Linked DNA regions of Mus musculus: regions 1, 2, 3 and 4 are each linked to region 5. A link is a loop called in an ENCODE intact Hi-C map of the cell type or tissue named here. Cell type or tissue: heart. All regions are shown on one strand.

What was found. A loop is a pair of places that touch in the nucleus more often than their neighbours do. Peaks named below come from ENCODE experiments on the same cell type or tissue, not always from the same donor. Only the 100,000 strongest peaks of a DNase experiment are listed, where the experiment ranks them.
Region 1: it touches region 5 in a loop (2.6-fold over the local background); 2 of 42 quality-filtered maps call a loop at or near these places.
Region 2: a loop joins it to region 5, with 7 times the contacts of the local background. A loop is called at or near these places in 16 of 42 quality-filtered maps.
Region 3: it touches region 5 in a loop (7-fold over the local background); 23 of 42 quality-filtered maps call a loop at or near these places.
Region 4: it touches region 5 in a loop (6-fold over the local background); 8 of 42 quality-filtered maps call a loop at or near these places.

What each region holds. Positions count from the first base shown.
Region 1 is chr10:34,416,065-34,421,064 of GRCm38, forward strand. It overlaps Nt5dc1 (5'-nucleotidase domain containing 1), which reads right to left and starts at 2,487. Exons shown (of 12, transcript NM_176968.5): 1 at 2,297-2,487. The coding sequence starts at 2,389. In heart, no CTCF peak of the experiment used is centred here; a DNase peak (open chromatin) is centred at 2,517; H3K4me3 peaks cover 1,625 bases; H3K27ac peaks cover 1,293 bases.
Region 2 is chr10:34,094,203-34,099,202 of GRCm38, forward strand. Trappc3l (trafficking protein particle complex 3 like) reads left to right here. Exons shown (of 7, transcript NM_001162937.1): 5 at 4,562-4,747. Calhm5 (calcium homeostasis modulator family member 5) reads right to left here and starts at 2,317. Exons shown (of 2, transcript NM_178908.3): 1 at 1,696-2,317. The coding sequence starts at 2,235. In heart, a CTCF peak has its summit at 2,459 (motif pointing left); a DNase peak (open chromatin) is centred at 2,429; H3K4me3 peaks cover 1,268 bases; H3K27ac peaks cover 1,195 bases.
Region 3 is chr10:34,325,727-34,330,726 of GRCm38, forward strand. The region is part of intron 6 of Nt5dc1 (5'-nucleotidase domain containing 1); the gene reads right to left. Among named protein-coding and RNA genes, the nearest start is that of Gm26564, 31 kb to the left of the region's middle. In heart, CTCF peaks have their summits at 1,200 (motif pointing left) and 2,731 (motif pointing left); no DNase peak of the experiment used is centred here.
Region 4 is chr10:34,231,373-34,236,372 of GRCm38, forward strand. Gm26564 (a long non-coding RNA gene) reads right to left here. Exons shown (of 5, transcript XR_871568.2): 2 at 2,035-2,201; 3 at 1-31. Among named protein-coding and RNA genes, the nearest start is that of Dse, 27 kb to the left of the region's middle. In heart, a CTCF peak has its summit at 2,946; no DNase peak of the experiment used is centred here.
Region 5 is chr10:34,034,275-34,039,274 of GRCm38, forward strand. Trappc3l (trafficking protein particle complex 3 like) reads left to right here and starts at 3,323. Exons shown (of 7, transcript NM_001162937.1): 1 at 3,323-3,414. It overlaps Calhm4 (calcium homeostasis modulator family member 4), which reads right to left. Exons shown (of 2, transcript NM_001081165.1): 2 at 4,510-5,000. In heart, a CTCF peak has its summit at 2,499 (motif pointing right); no DNase peak of the experiment used is centred here.

The DNA of each region.
Region 1 (5,000 bases), 380 kb after region 5:
AGAATAGGATATGCCCAACTCGCAGAAGAGAGAGGAAAGGGAAGCTACTTGAAGGGCTGTGCAAAGAGAGAAAGAGAACTGGGAGAGTTTTACAGAGACAGGTTGCAGAGAGAGAACAAGCTAGACACAGGTGAACACAGAACACGTTAGAGAATGAGAAGGAGCCAGCTAAGAACATACTGCCAAAGTTAGTCTGAGGCCAGGCAGGGCATTCAGTTAGAGGCCTAGAGAAAGGCCAGATGGAAGCAGTCGGTTTGGAGAGGAGTTTTGAGCCAGAACAGTTAAGTTGAACCAGCCAGCTAAAGCTCAGAAAGAGCTAGAAAGCAGTAAGTCTCAGAGACTAAACCTTCTAGGCCTCGATAAGATTGTACATAGGCTAGAACCTTCCAAGACTAGGCCTAGACTAGCAGATGAAGCCAACAATGACGTGAGGGGAGCAAAAGCTACTTTTACATACATACACCATACCAAAAAGGGGGAAAAAAAGTGACTGTGTCATCATATTCAGTTAATTCCAACCACATCGTAAATCACTAAGCCCAGTATGCTCAAGACATAGAAAACACTGTTTTCTGTAACTCAGAAGACAGAGGCTCTCGGGGGCTGGGGGTGGGGGAGTCCAAAGAGTAACTAGAATATATAAAGCTTCTGCTGAGCATTTGGAGAAGTAAGGTTTAAAGAAATTGTAAGTGGTGACACAAAAGGCTTCCTAGGAGGGAAGAGAAGGACGGCGGTGGGAGGGTGATTTCATAATTTAAGTACTTAAGATGAGACCCCACATGATGAAGAGACACTGAATGGAAGGGAAGAGACCCTCCCTCCGGGACAGGCAATAGCAAGCCTTGGCAAATACTCCTCTCCCCCATAAGAATGCAAAAGAACTTTACATCGTCTTTCTGGTAACAGGTTGCTAACCACAGAGAGGCTCCTACTTGTGTGTGGTTGATGTGTGTCCCTAACTATGTCCTGGTGTTCAGCACTCGGTGAGACTTAGGATTTCTATACCAAGCATAACCAAGATTCACCAGGGTATCGTTTTCAGCCTTTAATCAGCACTGCGATTCAAAACTTGCAGTAGAGTATCTTCTGAATCTTCTATCCTAAAATGTGTATGCTCACACACGCACAAAACTGGCTTTTTAACATGACAGAGGTTAAACAACATTCTCCATGAACGACAGTGAATACAGATGAAGGGCATAAGATGAACCAGACTGGAATCTGAACGCCGTGGAAGGAAAGAAATTAGCACCCAGAGAACACTCTGAAAGAGTAGCCAAAGGACCAAGACTTAAATGTCTTTAAACTATGAGAAAGGAAATGAGATCTGTGCAACTGGCAAGCAAAACAGAGCCCCAGCAGGGACACACACCTTTTTTTTTTTTTAAAGCATCTGTATGCTTGAAAACACACCGGAGTGATTCAGGAGCCTCATTTTTGATTTTGGAGAATCTGACCAACTGGGGCACTGACAGGACTACACTGACTGTGGTCTGCACTAGTGATGTGGTGGGTGCTAACCGTAATAGCAAACAATCGGCTGCACACTTAATCCTCGAAAGGTTAATTGAGAAGGAACCCAGATTATTTGCCCAGTGTCACAGGGCTAGGCACTTGGTGCCAGGGTCCCGAACCAGGGACTTTGACTGCAGAGTCCTGCTTAGACTTCTCACTGTGATATTCTTAATTCTTTAGTTTCTTGTGAACCCAAAGGGTCAGAGAAAGCAGGGCGATTAAGATGAGGGTATAAGCCTACAAATAAAGCAATCTAATCCCCTCATATTCTGGGTAGATTCTGTTGAGATTACAACTTTATTTAAAACGCACAGATCAAGTAGTACGTGCACAATAAATGCTTGTTTTCTTCTCTTGGTAAAGACAAAAGGAGGTCTAAGATGTTAACGACTTCTCCCAGTGTTTCTCACAATACTATTTATTATACAGTCTCTCCCTGTATGAAATACTTAAACTCTGACAGGTGATTACTTGGGTGTGCAAAAGGAAAGATGCAGCCATGTTTTCTTGAAGTTCAAAACAAGTGGCTGTACCCACTCAGCTGGTGCCCAGAGGAGTTGGAAAAAATAATAGGGCCTGGGATCAACAAATGACACACAAAGCCCCTGACCCCGCTTTTTCAGGGTTCTACAAGTCGGCTTCCCGGCTCGGTCTTGCGCTATCTTCTGCCCCTGGCTTCCTCCTCAAGACCGCAGAACCCCTGAAAGTACACTTCCGCCCAGCGGCCGGGGACCTACGACACTCTACACAGCCGCCTTTAGAGGCTGTCCGTGCCACTCACCCGGGCGCTCTCGGGCAGGTTGTAGCGGCACAGCGTGTGGTCGAGATCGAAGCCGACCACGTCGCAGGCGCCCAGGGAGAAGTGCTGAGCCATGGCAGGGCAGCGGCGGGTAACGCAGACCGGAAGGCCGGTAGAGCATGCGAGAAGTTGCCGGGACTCTACAAGCGTAACTCGCAGGCAGGACGCGGAGCGGGGCGGGGCTTGACGGGGCGGGGCTTGACGGGGCGGAGCTTGGCGGGGCGGAGGCTTATATAAGACAGACGGGCGGGGCGTGGTCTGGTCGGGAGGAGCTAGTCAAGTAGGGCGGGTTCTGAGCACACTCCCGCGTCTCCAAGTCAGTGGCCTGTCTGCCTCCTGGATCGCCCCAGTTTTGCTGGCTGGTTCAGGCCAGTTCCACGGCTTGCTTCCAGCTAGTACAGTGCAGCAGGAGCTAAAATGCTCAACTAGGACCCTGCTAGCCAATGTCCTTAATGTAGCTTAAGGTTTCACAGAATTAGTGGGAATTCTCGTTCATTTTTCAGGCGCCACACTACTAAATGATACCAGTGAAACCTCATCCCTTGAGGCTTGAGTGTGGGAGCAGTGTGTGAGAAAATTATGAGCACAAATAACTGTTGGACCCTGTGATGGTTTGTATATTCTTGGACTAGGGAGTGACACCATTTGGAGGTGTGGCCTTGTTGGAATAGGTGTGACCAGGTTGGAATAGGTGTGTCACTGTGGGCGTGGGCATAAGATCCTCACCCTAGTTGCCTGGAAGTCAGTCTTCCACTAGCAGCCTTTGGATGAAGACATAGAACGCTCAGCTCTGCCTGCACCATGCCTGCCTGGATGCTGCCATGCTCCCACCTTGATGATAATGGACTGAACCTCTGTACCTGTAAGCCAGCCCCAATTAAATGTTGTTTTTTATAAGACTTGCCTTGGTCATGGTGTCTGTTCACAGCAGTAAAACTCTGACTAATACAGACCCCTTTAGCATACAGTTTGGTAAGTGGACTTTGAAAGTTGAATCAACAGCTTTATTACTCTATAGTTTGGTAATAAGACATGAAAGACATTCCTGGCATCATTTCAGCCATTGGAATGCATTAAAAAATATATTACGTATTATGGAAGACCACCTTACCAAAAACACCAAGGCTGGTTGTATTAGTCAGGGTTCTCTAAAGACACAGAACTTATGGAATGAGTTCTCTATATATTAAAGGAATGTATTGTGATGACTTATAGTCTGTAGTTCAACTCACCGAGCATTGGTCAACTGTTAATAGGAATTCGAAGAGTTTGGTAGTTGCTCCGTCCCGTGAGGCTAGTTGTTTGAACTGGTCTTCTGTAGAAGTAGGTCTTGTGAGACTAGGCTGGGGCCTAGCAAACACAGAAGTGGATGCTCACAGTCAGCTATTGGATGGATCACAAAGCCCCCAATGGAGGAGCTAGAGAACATATCCAAGGAGCTAAAGGGATCTACAACCCTATAGGTGGAACAACAATATGAACTAACCAGTACCCCGGAGCTCTTGACTCTAGCTGCATATGTATCAAAAGATGGCCTAGTCGGCCATCACTGGAAAGAGAGGCCTATTGGACACGCAAACTTTATATGCCCCAGTACAGGGGAATGCCAGGGCCCAAAAATGGGAATGGGTGGGTAGGGAAGTGTGTGTGTGTGGGGGGTATGGGGGATAGCATTCTAAATGTAATTGAGGAAAATACGTAGTAATAAAAAATATTAATAAAAAAGAAAAAGAAAAAGAGTGAATCTTCCTTCTTCCAATGTCCCTGGGTAGGCTTCTATGAGAAAGTGTGGCTCAGATTAAAGGTGCATACCACCATGCCTGGATCTAGGACTTGCTTTGTCCCAGGCTGACCTTGAATCCAGATATCACCTTGCCTCAGTCTCCTGGGATTAAAGGCCTGTACTACCTTGCCTGAGCCTAAGCTTTTCACGGTCATCATGTCTCAAGATCTCCATGACAAGAGCCAGATCAGAAACTTGTGTCTTCCAGCCTCAAAATCTGGATCACAGGTGAGCCCTCCAGTTCTGGATTGTAGTTCATTTCGGATATAGTCAAGCTAACAACCAGGAAATAGCCCATTACACTGGTGGTTATTTGATTATCCTGCTTTTAATTGAGTTTTTCTATGAAGACATCAAAAATGTCATTGATGAATGGAATTCATCAAAAAAAAAAAAAAAGTTTTGTACCCAGAACTTTTGTGAGCAGGCAGTACAGAGTGGTAGGAGTGATGATTTGCCTGATTCAGGATTACACTATTTTAGATTCAGAAAACTCAATACAGTTGGGACAAAGGATGTCAGAACCATTTAACTTTCAGCCTCTGCATGTGAAAAAACAAGTATATTAAGTCTTTTTTTGTCTCATACTTCTCCATTTAAATGAGAAAATACAAATCTTCATACTGTTACTCTAAATTAAAAAAAAAACTTTTCTCTAGTGAGAAAGAGCAATTGAAATGGCATAATGATATAAATAGTTGAGAATTTCACTTAACCCTTACAGATACTAACTCTTAGAAGGTAAATAGACCAAATTAGTTCTGTTAATTATAGTTCAATGGATAGTGCAATTAGTTAGGGTGCTTGCTTATAATACCTAATGGACTCATTTGAAATCACATTGACAACTTTTCTGTTATAATGAGCCTCAAACAAATCTGGAATAGGAACAGGAGAAAGTCC
Region 2 (5,000 bases), 60 kb after region 5:
TATCTCTAAATAACTCCCCACAATAGGTGCTATTGTCCCCTTTTATGAGAAAATTGGGGTTCAGAGTTCTATATCACACAGCTGGGGAGTGGCAGCATCAGGATTCAACACCAGCTGACTCCATGACTGAGCTCTTTCCACTACTCCATCCACCTTCCTTAAGAGCAGAGATTCATCCAGCTGGGTTTCATGTTGCTCTGCCCCACCCATGAATGAATGCACTTTTCCACCTCCGCCCACATGCCCAATTATTGTTTTGGACTGTTTGATGCCTCCTGCTGTCTGAACCTCATCGTCAGCACCTGCTATTGCTATACCTCCCTTCAGTCACATCTCTTGGGCATCCTCCTGTAGGTCCTTCTCATTCTACTAGAGTTATCAACAGGTCTTTGTGTTCGATCTAAGCTATGCCTGGGTGTGCATGCTTTTTTTTGAGTTTATATTTAAAGAGGAGCTTACACAGTGAAGAGTGTTGGGGATTGGCATCGGTTGAATGGAGCTGGTGCCTACAGAGGTAAGCCATGTGTCATCCACACTATCATAACATTAGTAATGAATACCTTCCTTCAACAAAAGATGGAAGGCACTCAGAGGAGCCTGACATGTTCCATCTAACCTATGCTTTATGAACTAAACAAAGGAGTTTATTTAGGGAAACTCTTTGATTTAATAGCTTATGGAGAATATAACCTTACTAGTAACCATCCTATATTGTAGAAGCCAACTTTGCTTTAATGTGTTTGCTGTAAGGGCAAGCCCTTGCAAAAACAGTAAAATTAGTATGTGCCTGTGCATTTATCCAGAAACCAACACTATTCCTGAGAAAGGATGGCTCTTTTAATTTACTCCTACCTCTTTTGGCCCCCGAAATAAGAAATGAGCTTCACTGCAAGGCTAGGCTAGGACTAGGCACCTGGATCTGTGTTCAAATACTTGGCAAGGTAACAAGTTCCTTCATTGTATTGATTAGTTGAAGCTGGAAATTACTGCCCACAAGGAAAACAATTCTCCAAATTCTGAGCTTCTAAAGTAGCATGAGAATTGACTTAGTCATACAGCACAGAGAGCAAAAGCCATAAACTGCCCCAGGGAATGTGGTCACACTTTACCAAAGACCATTTAAAGACTGATCAGTCCCATCTTATTCGGGGAACTCTCAATCTTGACAGCACTCATGCATAGAAATACCAGTTACCACTGTGGTTACTCAAGGAAATCTCTATGCTAATTATACCCCAAGAGACTTTGAAAAGTGGTCACTGATTTGGCTCAGCTCTATTTCAGTGGATGAATAAGATGTGTCTGTGTTTTCTGAGACATCGGCTTGAAAATAAATAATTGATAGGAGACAGTAGTGCTTAATTACAGCTCAGGTTTAGCACTCAGTGGATGACATTGTGTTCTGCATTATTTAGAGTCAACCCAGAGAGAGAGAGAGAGTTTTGAGCACTTAAGTATTTACATATGCATAACCCAGAGGATATTTTCTCTTTGGAAATGGAGACTACACAATCCAATCAGCAATTTTACTGAGCCATCTTGTCCCTAAAAAGCTTTTCCTGAGATTCTCTTAATGCTACATCATGTTCCAATTTCCACTTAGTGTCAAAAGTATCCTGGCAAGACTCAGACTCTGACGGATGAAAGGAAGCCAGAGAAGTTCCCACTAGGAGCAAAAGGCATGTTTGTCCTTACCTGAGACTGGGCCTGCAGGGATAGCCTCACTTCTTCACTCTCCATAGCGGCCATGCTACTTTTACCACAGGAGACTTTGTGCAGTTCTTCCCAGCACTCTTTGGGCTTGCCCTTGCAAATCATCTCCAGGAGCCTTGTGCTTCTTGTCCCGCTCATAGCACATTCATAAAACGTCCCATTAAGCAAAGCCACAGAGAGCCACATCACCGGAGCCACCAGTGAACTCAGTATGATATGGCCCAGGACGTAGAAGAAGCGGCAGCAGCGTCTCCTGGGAAATATTTTTTTTGGGTTCATACAGCAGCCAGTGAAGAGTCTCCATGCCTTGTTATTCAGAAAGAAGCCAAGGATCAGTAACACCCAGGCAGGGGCGAAGAGAAAAACCAGCCCATAGGCAGTATTCTCAACGCTGCAGGGGCACTTAAATGCCACCAGCGAGAAGAGACGTTCGCTACCCACGGTGAGCAAAGCCATGAAGCTGTAGCCAATAGCAGTTTTTTGGTTAAGAAAGAATTTTAAGATGCTCTGAAAGGCATCCATGTTGGAGACACACACACACACACACACACACACGCGAAGAGGGAAAGACGTTTGCCTTGGTTTTAGCACAGCAACTGTGGCTGAGGCTGAGGGTGGAGCTCTTTCAAAACAGCAATCCTGCTCAGTCTGCATCGAGCCAGATAAGGAAACAATGTCATTCCCCAGGAATGCTTTATTTCCCAACAACGTTCAGATAATGCCTCCTACTGGTGGTTGCTGACACTTGAGGGTAGCCAAAGAAGCTGAAAAGTAAACGCAAGTTCCTTTTAATAGTCTTTGCACGTGCTTTTGATTCCAAATCGAAAATGCTCATACAAATTATAAGTATAGAAATTGTCCAGTGGGGGGCTCAGTGCTTCTAGAAATGTGTTTCAGCCACTGACTGGTAGCCAAAGCCAGTCTCCAGACCCAGTGTTTCATGATCGGTTTCTTCTCTTGCTCTGTGCCCTAAGATTTAGTAGACAGGAGTTCTGACTTCCTAAAAGGGTTTTCTTCATTAGAGACCTGAAACATATGGGGTGGGGTTTTTAGAATTTGTGTGAGAAGTCTAATAACTACAGGGGCTTTAGAGAAAAGGAGGCATCCTCGTTTCTCTTCATGTAACGTCTTGATTCACATCATGATAGGTTTTGTTTTTCTTTTTCTTTTTGGTGGGAGGGGAAGTCACAAAGAAAATCTTTCTAAAACAGATGCCAAACCTGAGTTAGGATATCTTCGGGGCTCCAAACCACCCACCACTTGGTCATATGGACCATCGCTGAACCTCGGCATGGTGTTTCATACCAGAACATGTTTCACTCTGTTCACTTAGCAAATGCTAGCTGACTCCAGGTTGTTTTCTAGGACTGAACATAGTGTCACGTGTAGATTAGAAACTCACTCAGAAGTTTGATTTGCAGGTAGCTACTGAATTTGCAACGTAGTAGGATTGTTCAAGATAGGCAGTCCTCCTGTCTATTCAATCAACCAATGAGCACATGAATGAACATTTTTGTACTTCACATTATAAATGATTTAAGAAAATTGCTTCCATTTCTCTCCTACACTGCTCTTAATTTAAACATTAAGTTAATTCACACCTCTGAATGACGGCAGCACATCCAGTTGTCAGATTTCCATGAATAAGTGTAAGAAGCTTCGCCTAGGTGTTTTGTGAAAGGCCTTGGATTAGGAGTCAAGCAAGTAAAAGGCTACAGTCTTTGCTGTTATATTCGTGCTTCTCTAAAGAGCAGATTATACATTTGTGAGAGTTATGGCTTAGAAGAAATAGAGGGGCCAGCAAGATGGCTGTATGGGTAAAGGTGTTTTTCTCTAAGCCTGACTACCTGACCACTAGCCTCAAACCCACACAGTACAAGGGGAGACCCAGCTTCTAGTTGTTCTCTGACCTTATGCCATCCACACAGGCATAGACAAGCTAGCAAGCAAACAAATGTGAAATAATGTTTCAAAACGAAGTGAGTCCTAAACTGCTTAAGCACAGCTTGAAAACAAACGAAGAAAAAGGAGAGTGAAGGAGGCTAAGGTTTCTTGTTTCTAGGTTGTAGGGACTTTTGAGCCCTGTACCACAACAGCCACTTTTGAAAACTCAATTATCACACATTAATGTTGTCCCCACCACTTTCTCTTGCTCCTCCTCGAAGAGTTGACGTCTACAGTATGATTATGATAATTTTGTATGTTCAAAAACATGTTCTGGGGCCTAGACTGCCCAAAGCATACCCTCCTTAGACCAGTGATCCCCTGTCGTGGAACATGTGCCCAGGGTCACTTTAACTCTAAATTCTATGTTTTACTATGATCCGTGTGGCATATTTCATGCTGCTGTGTTGATGATTAATGATATTTTTGATTCTCAACATCCTAAAGCCTATGTGTTTTCTATGAGGGTTACTGGAAATCATTTTGTTTGTCTGTTTGGATTGCTTTAGTTTGACTTGGTTTGGTTTTTGAGACAACGACCTCTGTGTAACAGACCTGACTCCTGGAACTCTGTAGACCAGGCTGGCCTTGAAGTCACAGAAATCTACCTGCCTTTGCCTCCCAAAGGCTGGGGTGTGCGACCATGTCTGGCTAGAAATAATATATTTTACAAACTGTATTGTTCCACGAACATCAGCACTTTAGGATAGTCTATAAAAATAAAAAAAAAATAATTTAAAAGCCGCACATGGCATAAGGTCAGTAAACTGCAAAGATAACTGTGAGCCCAGACATCCTGACTGCCTGCTCAGCTTGGCAAGCTCACCACTGCTGTGATGCTATTGGCTTGTCTGAATAAGCTTCTGTTGAGACTAAGTGCTATAATTTTCTTTCTGTTTATCAGGTTGCTTTTAAGATGTACTTGGGAATTACACCAAGTGTGACCTGCCACAATTCAAGCAGAAATGAATTTTCCCTGATTCTACACAAGAATCCTCTGGCAGAGTTCGTCGAAGAGCTGCCTGCTGGGCGATCTGCACTGTGCTACTGCAATTTGCTCTGTGGGATCATCAGAGGGGCCCTGGAGATGGTAAAGCATGCGTTTCATCATGGCTTGCATGTTAGCCATCCAGAGCTGCCCTCAATGTGTAACAACTTCAAATGAATGCACAGTCTCTAAAGGTGGGAAATCCTAGACCAAGTAAGGCTTGTTACTACACGCCAGTGATCTCAGCGACCTGGGAGGTAAGGTAGGAGGGTCAGGATTGTAAGGCCAAGGCCAAGTCTGTGCTGTAGAAATTGAATTCAGCCTCATCCTGGGAAATTCAGTAAGATCCTATATT
Region 3 (5,000 bases), 290 kb after region 5:
TCTCAGCAACCACATGGTGGCTCATAACCACCAGTGATGAGATCTGATGCCCTCTTCTGGCATGTCTGAAGGCAGCAACAGTGTACTTATTTATAATAATAAATAAATCTTTGAAAAAGACTATGAAGGCTACACTTTAAAGACTATCAGGACAATATGTCAAAAGAGTCTCTACGTGAAGCAAATAAAAACGAAGCCTGAAACAGTAGCAAATACTGCTTCCTGCCTGCCCATGTCCGTTTCCTTCCTCCTCTTTGCTGGAGAATACTACAATACACGTGAAGTTTCATCCTCCTTTCAGGGACCTTGGATACCCAGTAGAATCTTGGTCTCTCTGTCCACACACACTGATAATTTCCTCCATTTATCAGATAGATGCAGAGAAAGCAGGGTAGGAGTCAGGGACCCTGGAAACCACTGAAAACAGGGTTAAGTTTCTCTGTTCAACTTTGCCATGACAACAAACTCTACTTAAATTTGTATCTGGTACCTTCCGCACAGAGAACAAATCAAGGGTTGAGAAGAGAAATATGAGAGACACTTGGACTCCTGATAACATCAGAGGGTCTCAGGGCAATCCATTTAATTAATAAACCTCTAGATGAAATTTTCTTGTGAAATAAAATCATTTTAGTAGTAGACTATACAGTAAGAAGACCTATTATGAGCAGCATTAAGCATCTTGATGCAGAAAACAATATACCACAAGAACATTGCAACTGCACTAGAACACTGCACAAGACAGAATATGCTGTATTGAGAAACCAATCAGATATCGGAACATCAAGTGTGAAGGCAAAGGTTTTGTTTTGTTTTGTTTTTTAGCATAGTTCTCTTTGTATTTGGTCCCTCAATGACATGTGTGCAGTTTTCTGGGTCACTAATATTTCAGAAGCTACTCAATGAACCTTAAAATTAAAATATATTTTCTGTTCTTCAATGACGAGAAGATTCTGTAAATAATACAAGGCTGTTAAGAGAAAACGTCAAATGCAAATGGCCAAGAGCAAGTATTGGCCTCAAGTACTTAAGTAATTTCAGAGAAGCTTTTACATGCAAGAGTGGCATGAACTTTTGTAACAAATAAACTTTACAGCTGGAAAACAAAGATTTATTATGCATCATGCCAAAAACATTTACAATATTCTCTGTGTTCAGAAATTATTTTTCCTGCGCTATGTGTGCCTACTGCCCTCTAGCGATCAACACGCAGATTGCTATTAAAATTAGTGTTAACATTTACAAGGGATAGAAAAAGCATATACATTTAAATAGCACAATTTAAATTCATTATCTAGGGAAACTTTATTACTAACTTTTAGTAGGTCTAACCCAAGAAGGCAAGTTAACCAGGGGAGATCATTAGTATTGGAGTTACCCTTTCGTATGCCATTGAATGGGACAAACTAAAAAAAGAACGCTGTTTAAACAGATGACAATGGTAAACTCCAAGTTGTGTGTGCAACAAAAGATCATGGACTGACACACCTTGCAACCTTAAATGATGTGTGTGTCTGCACGCGTGCGCCTATGTGGATATGGAAGCCAGAAGATATTTTTCAGCAACATTCACTGGCCTGGAGACTTATAAGTAGACTAGGCTGGTGGCCAGTGAGTCCCTGGGACCCACTTGTCTCTACCTTATCAGTACCATGGTGTGTAGGGTTTAAGGTGTGGGGCGTGGGAATTGAACCCAGTTCATAATGTTTGCAAGACTAGGATTTACCAAGCTATCTTCCTAGACCCCTTAAACTACATTATTCAGATTTAAAAAATTTTAAAGTTTTTTATTTTGTGTGTGTGTCTGTGTGTGTGTGTGTGTGTGTGTGTGTGTGTGTGTGTGTATGTGTCTTCACCCTTATCATGGCACACAAGTGGAGGTCAGAGGACCACAGAGGGGAGCACTCTCCTTCCATAGCTGTGAGTCCCAGGGATGAACTCAGATTGTTAGCATCAGTGACAAAAGCCTGTATGTGCCTAGCCCTCTCTACTGTCCTCCAAACATATTCTTACTAAAGGACAATTACAAAATTGTAAGTTTTCTGTTCGGTGATTTCCCCCAAGAGACTAAACTTTGAAGGCATGAAACACACACACACACACACACACACACACACACACACACACACACACACATATTTTGCTTGGCATGAAGCTGACAATCAATGCATGAATGCTAGATGAGTATAGAAGAAAATACAAGAACATTATGTCTTTATATTCAAAGCAATAACATGACTTGTAGCATGCTGCCGAACTGTGCATAACAGATAATGCCTATATTTGCTATGTGCTGTCAACGTCATTTGTATCTAAAATTCTGGTCTGTATCTATCCTTATAAAATCACACTTAATACGACACCAACAGGTTAACAGTAACTGGATAAGACAGGAAATTCAGATCTGAGGTAGAAAACAACAATCTTGTTTGCTCTGACCTTGCAGAGAAATCTGCATTTTCACTTCCATGCTGAAGGAATTCTACTTTACTGTCACTTTATGGAATTCATTCCCCAGACTTCCCCACCACCCCTCTTAGCTGGTATTTTCTGTGTGAAAATGGAATGAAGAGCAAAATTTCAAAAAGCTGACTTGAAAGAATAAAAGTTTAGCTCTTTTATGTTAAAAACTTGGTTGCTATAGCATTCTGGAAAAACCTGCCAGGGTGGAATGCTGGAACAGTCTGCTGTGGAGAAGTGGCCTGCTGGGATTGGAAGGGTTGGGAGACCTCTCGTGGCCAGAGAAAAGTGGTACAACTTAATACTGAAACTGCTTTAGCTCAACAGACACGTGTGCCACATCAGTAATGCTAACATCCCTGGTCAACAAACACCACTCAGCTATCACCATTGTTCCTGTGATGGGGTAAGAGCTGGCAGAGCTGTGAAGGGTCCTGGGGATGCTGGGATGCCAACACCTCCACCACCAGCCTCCAACCTGTTGCTGCTGCCATTGCAGAACAAAACTGAGGACACTGAAGTTACCAACTCTACCAGTATGTTGGTAAAACGCTAAATACGTTACCTGTGGGCTGTTAAAATATATACGCTGTGGAGATGATCCAAGGAATTATTTTCTGGAAAAAAAAAGCTTGTCTATGAAAGACAGAGATATTTACTGGAGAATGAAAGAGGCAAATTTCTTTTGTGTATTTTATATAGAGCAAAGGATATTATACAGTCTCTCTGTAGTTTGGGCTGCTCTAATGACTCATTGTTCAGTAAACACATATGGATGAATGAGAAAAATTAGTATGCTACATAAAATACTAAAAAAAGGACCCCAAAATTGAAGTAAACAATATAATGAAAAACATGAAATATACTTTTTTTGTTGTTTTGGTTTTTTTGTTTTTTCAAGACAGGGTTTCTCTGTTGTAGCCCTGACTGTCATGGAACTCACTCTGTAGACCAGGCTGTCCTCAAACTCAGAAATCCGCCTGCCTCTGCCTCCCAAGTGCTGGGATTAAAGGCGTGCACCACTACTGCCCAGCCTGAAATATACTTTTAACAATTCTTTATTTATATCTCTGTAATATAATTCACATACTTATGCCTCACCCTGAAGATCTGACACAGCTGGGCTGGGCCACAATAGGGGTATGTTTTGAAGATCTTCAAGTATTTATAAGGTGACATTAGGTTAAGAAAAACTGGTCCAAATATTCACATTCAAAAAATTTTTCTGCAATTGAGGGCATCTTAGTTTTAAAGTATCTTTACTGGCTAAAGTATACCTCTGTTCATGATAAAGGAAACTTGCACATACTAACTGCTGTTTTGTCTTAGTTAGGGTTTTACTTCTGTGAACAGACACCATGACCAAGGCAAGTTTTACAAAAACAACATTTAATTGGGGCTGGCTTACAGGTTCAGAGGTTCAGTCCATTATCATCAAGGTAGGAGCATGGCAGCATCCAGGCAGGCATGGCACAGGCAGAGCTAAGAGTTCTAAGTCTTCATCCAAAGGCTGCTAGTGGAAGACAGACTTCCAAGCAACTAGGGTGAGGGTCTTAAGCCCACACCCATAGTGACATACCTACTCCAACCAGGTCACACCTCCAAATGGTGCCACTCCCTGGCCCAAGAATATACAAACCGTCACATGTTTATTATGCTTTGTATATTTCAGTGAGTGTGCGTGCGTGTGTGTGTGTGGTACAAATAAGAAAGTACAACTTATGGAAACTAGTTTTGAGTTCTTGTGGCCAAATTCAGGTTGTCAGGCTTGGCAGCAAGTGTCTACTCTATTAAACATTGAGCCATCTTACTGGCCCAACTTTTGACTATCTGAAATGTTATTGGGAACAATTATCTTTAAAATGTTTACTCTTATGCAAATTAGCATGATATCTTAGTTGTTCCAATTTGTGATCTATAACTAGTGAATTCATGTAGGGAAAAAGGCTGTCACAAGGTTCCTTTAGAAAAATTATTCCTATGGTTCTAATGAACCGCTGATAAGCCAAGAAGCCTCCTTTCCTTTACAGTTCCAAAGCTACTGTCTTAGTTTTCTTTCTATTGTCCTGATTAAACATTAAGACCAGAAGTTACTTGGAGAGGAAAGGGTTTATTTCATCAGCTCATCTCCCCAGAGAGGGAAGTTATGGCAGAAACTCAATGTAAGAACCTAGAGGCAGGAACTGGAACAGAGGTCACACAAGAAAAGCACAGTTCACTGGTTTACTCTCTGAGGTCATTTGTCACCTTCCTTATACCTCCAGGACCACCTGCCCAAGGGTGGCACTGCCCACAGTGCACTTGCCTTCCCACACCAATCATTTTTTTTATTAGATATTTTCTTTATTTGCATTTCAAATGTTATCCCCTTTCCTATTTTCCTCTCCGAAAATCCCCTATTCTCTCCCACCTCACCCTGCTCCCCAACCCACCCACTCCCACTTCTTGGCCCTGGCATTCCCCTATACTGGGGCATAGAACCTTCACAGGACCAAGGGCCTCTCTTCCCATTGATGACCCACTGGGCCATCCTCTGTTAC
Region 4 (5,000 bases), 200 kb after region 5:
ATTCCACTATAGACTCTGAGTCAGCAGAAGCCTGTTCAAGAGACATGTTTTCTGGTAACATAAACACACACACACACACACACACACACACACATTATAATATAAAATACATATTATATAATTTATATATACAAAAAATTATAAAAATATAACATATAATTATAAAGTATAATATATTACAAGATATACATTATATTATTATATATTATGTATAAGATATATATCCATATACTTGAACTTTCTAAAACAGAGTTTTATTTTACAGTATAATTAAATATAAACATAACACAATTCTTCCCATATCCTAAAGCATTGATGTTTGATTATATGTACACAGTAAACACACTAAAATGTGAAGTGCAAATCCAAAAGTGACACTTGTAACTAATGATTTTTAAAGTTTACAGGGGGTGTTCATTTAGACTGGCCCTGTACTTAGTCCCAGCAGACCAGAATAAATAAAGCCAAATAACCGCCCATGCTAAGTTGCTGAAGGATCACATTGGGAATTTAAGGAAGCAAGTAGATCCTTAAACAGATGGGGTTTACCCAAAACCAGATTCATAGCAACCAACCAGAAAGAGTCTTCCTACTGGTATAGAGTAATGAGGTCCCCAGTGCTATGACCTTCATGACTTCAGGGAGCCTAATCCTAGCCTATTTGTTTCTTTTAAAATATAATTATAATGATTCATTGCTCCCACCTTACAAAAACCAAGCATTTAGTCATGACCACTGAACAACATTCCATGTTAAAGAATGAGGTAGTACTCCTGTCTGGACTCACAAAAATACTGATTAAACTAAACTTGGTCAAAATAATGACTTCTGACAGTGCAAGCAAGCAGAAGCAAAGAATGCAATCACTTTCCCTAAGAGGGACATCTTCTTGTGATACCTGGGCAGTGTGTGCATGAAGGGAGCAAAGGGAATGACCTCAGAGAGAAAAATGAAGACCAATTCTAGGGGTGCAGGAATGGTTGATTTTCTCTGCCAACTAATTAAATGGCAGGAAGGAAGTGTTACTAGAAATGTTGGGGTCTCCCAGGAGAGCCATTGTATGATACCTCAAACTCTGAGGTCCCTCATTAGGGTTCTTGGTCCCATTAATACAAGATTTCAAGAACAGACATAAACTGAAGCATGAGGGCAATTTATTAGAATTTAAAAGGAAAACCCCAAGACCGGCAAGCTAGAAATCTCACAGCTGCCTGGAAGGGAGAGGGAGGAAGGGGAAGGGAAGGGACAAAAGCTCAGAGGAAAAGAGAATGCTACAGGAATGTCATCCCCCAGTGGCTTGAAGCCACTAAACAGAGAGGGGCTTTAGAGAAAGAATAAGGACCCCGAACTCTAGCTAAACAATTTAAAGGCATACCTGCATTCTGTTCAGCTCCCAAAAGAAAAAGACAGAGGAGAGGGAAACATAACAGTAACAACTCTAAAGGGTGGGTAGACAGAGCCAAACTCCAAGTTGGCTCTGAGGGGCTGCACTGGGAGGTGAGAGTTCCAGGACGGCAAAGTACCCGCCTTCTAGGTGCTGCATGAATGAAAAGGGGGGTCGGAGGTAGAATACAAAAGGAAGATATGTGAAGAACCAGCTGGTCTCCATCTTAGGCTAAAAAGCCACCTTATGGTAACAACAAACTAGGTTCATTCCTGTTCATGATTAAACCTCTGTTTCTTAAGCATTGGGCTATGCCTCACCTGTAACCCTAACTATAAGTGGTTCTCTTCTGCCTGTTCTAGGAAGGGCAATGGTGTCAAAAAGTTAATAACTGTTTGCAACACTACCTTTGTTTCAAAAGGGTTGTTATGGCTACCATCTTATGACCACCTGTTGCTGAGGCCTTGCAATCCTGTCTTTGGTTTAGGCGGTCATTATGACTAACTTGGTATGTTTACGTTCTGCTCCTATAACCATATCTATTTTGCCCAACAAATCTCCTTGTCTTAGGGTTCCCATTGCTGTGAAGAGATACCATGCCTGACCAAGGCAGCTCTTATAAGGACAGCATTTAATCGGGGCTGGCTTACAGGTTCAGAGGTTCAGTCCATTATCATCATAGCCTGAAGCATGGCAGCATCCAGGCAGACTTGGGGCTGGAAGAGTTGAAAGTTCTGCATCTTGATTCAAAGGCAACCAGGAGAGACTGGCATCCTCAGGCAGCTAGGAGGGAGCTCTCTTCCGAAAAGGGTGGAACCTGAGCACAGGAGGAGACCTTCAAAGCCCACCCTCAGATGGTACACTTCTTACAACAAAGCCACACCTCCTAACAGTACCACTTCCTATAGACAATTTCCACACCCCCATTGGGAAAACCCCTATTCCTGAGCTATAAAAACTTTGTCTTCCACACATGCAGACCTTGCAAACCCCACCTTATGGGGAGGCAGCCTGTGTACATGAATAAAACAGCTTTAATGGGTTGTTTAATTAATTTGGCCCTGATGATTTGTATTTCTCCTCCCATCTTTGGGATTAACATATAACTACTTCTAGTGTGGTGGAGGAGAAGTTTATTTTAGATATGAGGGAGAGCATAGCCAGAAGCAGGGCCATCCCAGAGGCCAGAGTGAACATGAGCCTGGCTATGGCAGAAGAAGGGAGACAGGAAAGGGGAGATCAGGAGACCAAGAGGCAAAGAGGTCAAAAGGTGAAAGGGTTAAAAGGGGTAAAGGAACCAGCATAGCAAAACTGGCTGAATTGCATAGGGAAGAGCCACTGGGGGAAGGGCTGCCCAGCCCCTCAGCTGGAATGTTCATGGTAGTGGGTGGGGTACTGCTGGCAAGGAGCACCCTGGACCACAAAGGGACTGAGGGATTCTGGAAGAACCTGGTAGCCAGGGTTTGCTTTGATATGATAAATAGGCACCTGAGCCATTTGTTCCTGGTGCCTTAGTCAGGTCTCTGACATTACCATCGTGGATTAACCCTAAGTGAAGAGACAAGGGCCTGTCTCCACCTAGAGGTAGCTAGCATTCTTAACAAATTGCCTTTAATTTACTGGAAAGTAGCAGTGAGAGATTTGTGTGTGTGTGTGTGTGTGTGTGTGTGTGTGTGTGTGTGTGTGTGAAACAGGGTTTCTTTGAATAGCTCTAGCTGTCCTGGAACTCCCTCTGTAGACCAGAGTGGCCTTGAACTCATAGAGATGCACAGATCTCTGCCTCCCTGGTTCTGGGATTAAAGACGTTCTTTTCATCTGTTGATGAGACCACCTGCTACCTCCATGTAAAGGGAAGGTTGAAAAGCCTAGCTGTACATCCAGCAGACAACCATGTGGTAGGATGAGACTATGACATCACTAAGATTGCCCTCAACAGTATTAGAATCTACTAGTGGTGGCAAATGTGCAAACAGATTACAACAATGATTACTAAATAAAAGAAGACACATTAATTTAAGGCAGCTGCAATACATTGTAAAGGGGAAGGAAGTATCTATAAATTGCGTGATCTTACTTAAGAAGCAAAGAATAAAGTAATGTAGTCACAGTGATATGTGCAAATTTATAGAACGATATGTTTATAAACTAAAATAGCATGCATCTCTAAGAATACTTGTCTGGTTTCTGTGGGAGAGGATGCTCTTAGCCCTGATTCAACTTAATGTGCCAGGGCCCGTGGGGGCAGGGAAGAGAGGGGTGGAAAGAAAAGGGGGAAGAGGGCTGCAATCAGGATGTGAAGTGAATAAATAAATATATTAATGAAAGAAGAGAATACTTTTATAAATTGAATGAGAAAAGATACAGGGTTGAGTACAAAAAGAACATAGCTTAATTGGTTTTCTGCTTTAGTAGACACTGGAATTATTAAAGATTTTTAACATTCCAGAACCTCTCTCTCCTCATTTGTGAACTAGAAATTGTGTATATCATTAATCCAGATGCAACAGTTGCCAAAGGAAACAAACAAACAAACAAACAAAATGGTGATAACTAAAGGAAATCTCTGCAAAGCAAGGGGAAGCAAGAAGCAGCCTGCAAAGGTCTCCACGGCAACCCAAAACAGCCACTTTCTGACGTTTCCCCACTTCAAGCAGAAAGAGACCTGCAGACAGAATGGTGAATTTCTATCAACTTTTGGCAGGCATAGAGTTCTATTCCCTCCCCCTGAGTCCACCCCTCTACTCGGTTTGACAGCTCTCCCCTGATTGGTTTTGCCTTTCACTTTATTTGCAGTAACCACACTCATTGCGCAGCACCACCATTTCCTCTGTGTAGTTTCAGAGTTTCCTTGGCTACTGAGCCAGGGCTGCTGCAGAGACAAGAGAGGCAGCAGAGGAAGAAGACTTCAACCCCAGCAGCTCCCTGCTGCTGCTCTCCTTGGAGAAGCCTAAAGAGTCAGCACTCAGATGCCAGCTGGCTTGCTGATTAGAGGAGGAAGCCCAGTTGCCTTCAAGATTCACTAAGGACAGGCATGACTGAGGCTCCCTCCACCTGAGCTGGCTGGAGCAGCCTCCAGGACTCACAGGTTGCTGTAAACTGAAGAACATGTTCCTGATTCCTCCAAGACTTCCACCTTGGTTGAGCTGAAAGGAATCCGAGCCTATGGCTGCTTTTAGCCTCTGAGACCTACCACATCTGAGACTATTAGTTCAAGACCCATCAGCTTGTGCCCTGGTCATGACTCCATCCTTTGAGATCTACTGGTCACAGGAGATCTACTATGCAAGCAGCTGTTCTTGTTACCACCCCAAAGTGCTCAAATAGCTTTTGTGCTGTATCCCTTCTCAGAGCAGAATGCTACTCCAAGATGTGGCAGCTCTCTGGCATCCTACTGTTATTAAGAGTTCAAACTTGTTTATTTGTGGGCAATGCATTTAAAGTTTCATCCAGAGGAAAGGGAGGCAACCTGTCAGGGTTTCTACTCCTGCACAAAACATCATGACCAAGAAACAAATTGGGGAGGAAAAGGTTTATTCAGCTTATACTTCCACATTGCTGTTGATCACCAAAAGAAGTCAGAACTGGAACTCAAGCAGGTCAGGAAGCAGGAGCTGAT
Region 5 (5,000 bases):
TTTTTGCTTTGGGGGACAGAAGAACGATGCTTTGGGCTTTATCTTCAAGGGGGAAAAACTCTTCTCGAGGAATTTCAGTTACTTTCCTAAATAAATACGCTTGTTTCTTAAGTGACTTCAAATAAAAGAATGGCAGCGTAGTCTTTCCAATAGCAAGCCCACTTGATGTATGAAACTTATATGCTCCATAAAGTCCCACAGAAATTGAGAATCTTGAGAATCCTTGAAAAATGACAGCCAAGGGTTACACAGTGAAACCCTGACTCGAAAAACAAAACAAAACCAACAACAAATTATATATATATATATATATATATATATATATATATATATATATATATATATATATATATATATATATATTTGCTGGCTGTGGTGGTGCATGCCTTTAATCCCAGCAGTTGGGAGGCAGAGGCAAGTGGATCTCTTTGAGTTTGAGATCAGCCTGAGCTACAGAGTGAGTTATAGAAGTAGAAGGCTACACAGAGGAAACTGTGTCTCAAAAAACCAAAGGGAATAAAAAAGAACCATATATGATGAAATTGGATTTATAATATACAGTTCTGTTAATGCTAACTACCTTTTAAATTATATTTGTAGCCTTAAAATGAAGCCTACAGGTCCAGAGTGATATATTTCCACAATGCCAGTACTGAGTCAGATGAGGCAGGAGAATCATTAATTCAGTATAAGTCTGAGCTATACAGTGAATCCTAGTCTGAAAAGAGACAGAGAGATGGAAAGAGAAGTATCTATGGATCCAATAAAGTTAATATGAGCTCTTATTTTTGCAGTTCTTGTCCCCTTAAAGTTGGACTACATTGTATTTTATTTACAAACTATTATAGAGATAGATAATATATAAATGATTGACAGAAAGATAGATAATTGATAGGTAGAAAGATGATAGTTCAAAGAGCAACAGTTTTGCCTAAACTGGTCAAGGGAAGATACAATCTTGTACTAGACACACCCTTGAAGAGGTCTTGGATTCCTAAACTCTTGAGATGAGTTGGTATGTGCCACCATCATACCACACAATCACCACTATAATAAATTTCTATAGACTCTGTGGTTTTAAGAAATGCAAATTTGTCATCTTGTAATTCATAAAAACTATATAGAATCCTTACTAGTCTGACACAGTTCTCTGTAGGTCAAAATAAAGATGTCGGCAGGGCTGTGTTCCTTCTGCCGGCTCTCAGAAAGAGTCTACGTCTTTGCCTGTTTGTAGAGGATGCCCACATACTTTAGCTCATGGCCCTGTTTGTCAGGGATGATGGACACTCAGTAATGACTCTTTCTTCTCCTGTCTGGCAATACCAAATTGAAATATTTCCTCCAGATTACAGGATCCACAAGACTCGGAGTTTAAGCAATTCAAGGATCCCAGGAAACCTCTAAACTTACCTGATTCACAAGACCTCTCCTACCCAAAAGTTACATAAGCAGTAAAGATGGTGCAGAAAGATCCAGGGGTGGAGGCTCTGTGAGTCGTCACCCATGTGGACCGGGGCTTTAGGGTGATGCACTTCCTATGAGCAACCCCTCACCTATAATCCTATGAGCAGTTCCAATAAATTCCTTGGCTTGCCAAGTTGAACTTGGTAGAATTTTTTGGTCTGTTTATTGTTACTGCCCTGTCTGTGTTGAGCGGACATAGTTTGTGATTCCTTGAGAGTAGCCCAACATTTTCCCTGACTGATTCCTCCTGTGGAGAAATGACTCGAGACTCTACAGGACTTGATCTCCTCATCTAAAAGTACTCGTGTCAAATCTTCCAAGTGTCTTTCCCATCAAAATAACACTGATGAATTACAAGGACTAGAGTCTTGGAATATAAACCCCGTGGCATGTAAGTGTGTCTGTCCATATGTTTAATTTTGAAGGAGATTTATTCAATATAGATTTTCGCAGAACTACTCTTCAAATAAGTCTGTGTTCCAAGTAGGAGTTCACTCAACAACTCTTACAACTTAATCATTCTTTCCTGTCTCATACAAAGGAAAATTAAAGTTCCAGAGAGGCTGACATTCATAAGGTCATATGAGTAATGAGTGACAGTGCTTCTCTGAACTCCATGTTAACCCTTCATAACTATGGCCTTCTGAAAGAAACAAGATTATAGTGCTGTCCTGGACCTTTCATGTGTGTGTGTGTGTGTGTGTGTGTGTGTGTGTGTGTGAGAGAGAGAGCGAGAGAGAGAGAGAGAGAGAGAGAGAGAGAGGTGGGAGGGAGGGAGGGAGGGAGGGAGGGTGGGAGAGGAAGAGGGAGAGAAAAAGAGAACCTGAGACTCCAGGACAGGGGTGGTGGTAATTCTGAAAGTGTTTTTTTCAAGTTGGAAATATTTGCGTAGATTTACTGATGGAGCATTTCAAACCCCTCATGTTGCTGTTTTAAATGTCTTAATGTTTGGAATGCTTCAGACTTCATATCTTTGTAATGCTCCATATGTACTGCAGTCACCCACTACAGATAGTGCACATACTCATAGAAACCACTAGGTGGCAACAGAGGAAACCATACATGAAAGCTGCAGTCTCCCTAGATGCTGAGATTAAAGAAGATTCATCATTCTTGGAGTTTAGAACAGCCAAATGAGTTCCACTAAGGACGATGCAGTTCACCCGTTTAGAACCACCGTGCGCTATTCCATCCAGGGTCACATCTGTAGACATGTTAACTTCCAGTTCACACAACCAGTTTTAAACCTGCCTGTTTCCCAAGCCTGGCACTCTGCTCTTTCTTGATCGCATACTAATACTTGGTATGCTGCATGTTGAACCTAAAATTGTGTCTATGCATTTGTGGCTTTTTGAGCTAGAAAACATATTTGTACTCTGCATTCAGAATGCCGTTAATTAGTTATATGATTTAAAAATGTAAAGGTCTGTTTGTGTTTGCCTTTTAGTACAAACTAGATGCGAAAGAACAGTAAGCCCACGCTGTTGTTTCTTTTTTCTTTTTCTTTTAAAAAAAAGAGTGCAAGAGAAAGTGATATAGATCTCATTGGACTGGAGTTGCATGTGGTTAGAAACTACCAGGTGTGGGTGCTGGCAAAAGAATGCAGATCCTCGGGAAAAGCAACAAGCGCTATTAAACCCTGAGCCCCCACATGGCTGTTTCTAATTGCAGTCATTACCTTAAATTTTTAAACAAAAACACAGCTGGAATGAGTACAGAATCAAGGAGAATGATGAAGCATAAGTAAGGTCTGTGCAATTCAGCTTTGCTAGAGTAAAGGAGTCAGAAACAGCCAGAGCTAAGCTTTGGGTTTATTTTTCTCCTGGGAAGGCGGTGGTCTGAATCCTGGTGGAGTAGTGGAGCAGACAAAGGAGAAGTCAGCGAGTCTATCTCTGCCAAGCCACAGAAATTGATGTGCCAGCCAAAAGAACTTGGCAGCAAAAATACAAGGTAGGTGTTAGCGCATATAATTGATTTTAATTATATGCTTTATAATTACCTAAACCCATTAAGCATAAAGGAGAGGAAGGCCATGTTCTTTTTTTTTTTTTTTTTTTTTTTTTTTTTTTTTTTTTTTTTCCCATTTTTTATTAGGGATTTAGCTCATTTACATTTCCAATGCTATACCAAAAGTCCCCCTTACCCACCCACCCCCACTCCCCTACCCACCCACTCCCCCCCTTTGGCCCTGGCGTTCCCCTGTACCGGGGCACACAAAGTCTGCGTGTCCAATGGGCCTCTCTTTCCAGTGATGGCCGACTAGGCCATCTTTTGATACATATGCAGCTAGAGTCAAGAGCTCAGGGGTACTGGTTAGTTCATAATGTTGTTCCACCTATAGGGTTGCAGATCCCTTTAGCTCCTTGGGTACTTTCTCTAGCTCCTCCATTGGGAGCCCTGTGATCCATCCATTAGCTGACTGTGAGCATCCACTTCTGTGTTTGCTAGGCCCCGGCATAGTCTCACAAGAGACAGCTACATCTGGGTCCTTTCGATAAAATCTTGCTAGTATATGCAATGGTGTCAGCGTTTGGATGCTGATTATGGGGTGGATCCCTGGATATGGCAGTCTCTACATGGTCCATCCTTTCATCTCAGCTCCAAACTTTGTTTCTGTAACTCCTTCCATGGGTGTTTTGTTCCCACTTCTAAGGAGGGGCATAGTGTCCACACTTCAGTCTTCATTTTTCTTGAGTTTCATGTGTTTAGGAAATTGTATCTTATATCGTGGGTATCCTAGGTTTTGGGCTAGTATCCACTTATCAGTGAGTACATATTGTGTGAGTTCCTTTGTGATTGTGTTACCTCACTCAGGATGATGCTCTCCAGGTCCATCCATTTGGCTAGGAATTTCATAAATTCATTCTTTTTAATAGCTGAGTAGTACTCCATTGTGTAGATGTACCACATTTTCTGTATCCATTCCTCTGTTGAGGGGCATCTGGGTTCTTTCCAGTTTCTGGCTATTATAAATAAGGCTGAAAGGCCATGTTCTTAATGAAAAAAATTTACCCAGCTAGCTGCTGAACAAAAGAATACATGAAAAGAGGGTGGGGTATCGATTTATTTCATTTGAAATAGATGATACACAATGCAATAAAATATCAAGTATATATGCTATTATTCATGCATTCATATAGATGCTAGGAATTCCTCAGAACCATGTAAATCAGGAATTCCCCATCTCCTTTACCAAAAAGTCATGGCCACGATTAACTGGCTCAGAAGGTAAGCTTTCTCTGTTTGAGTTTGTTGAGGAGAGGGCTTCAGAAGCCGTCAGAGGCTGTTTCCTATTGTTAAGTCCTAAGCAACTATTAATCTTCCTGGTGATGTAACACTATAACTTCATACATTCTTTGATTGTGCTGTTAATTGAAAACCTTATTGAAAAGTCTCTTTGTGGTGAAGGTCCTGAAAACTAATAAACCAATTCCGAGTTTGGTGAGGATGATTCATTTACTAGTAAGTCAGCACAGACGAAATTATAAAACTCTTGGCTCAGTAGAGACAAAGAACTCTCAGCCTCATGGGAATTT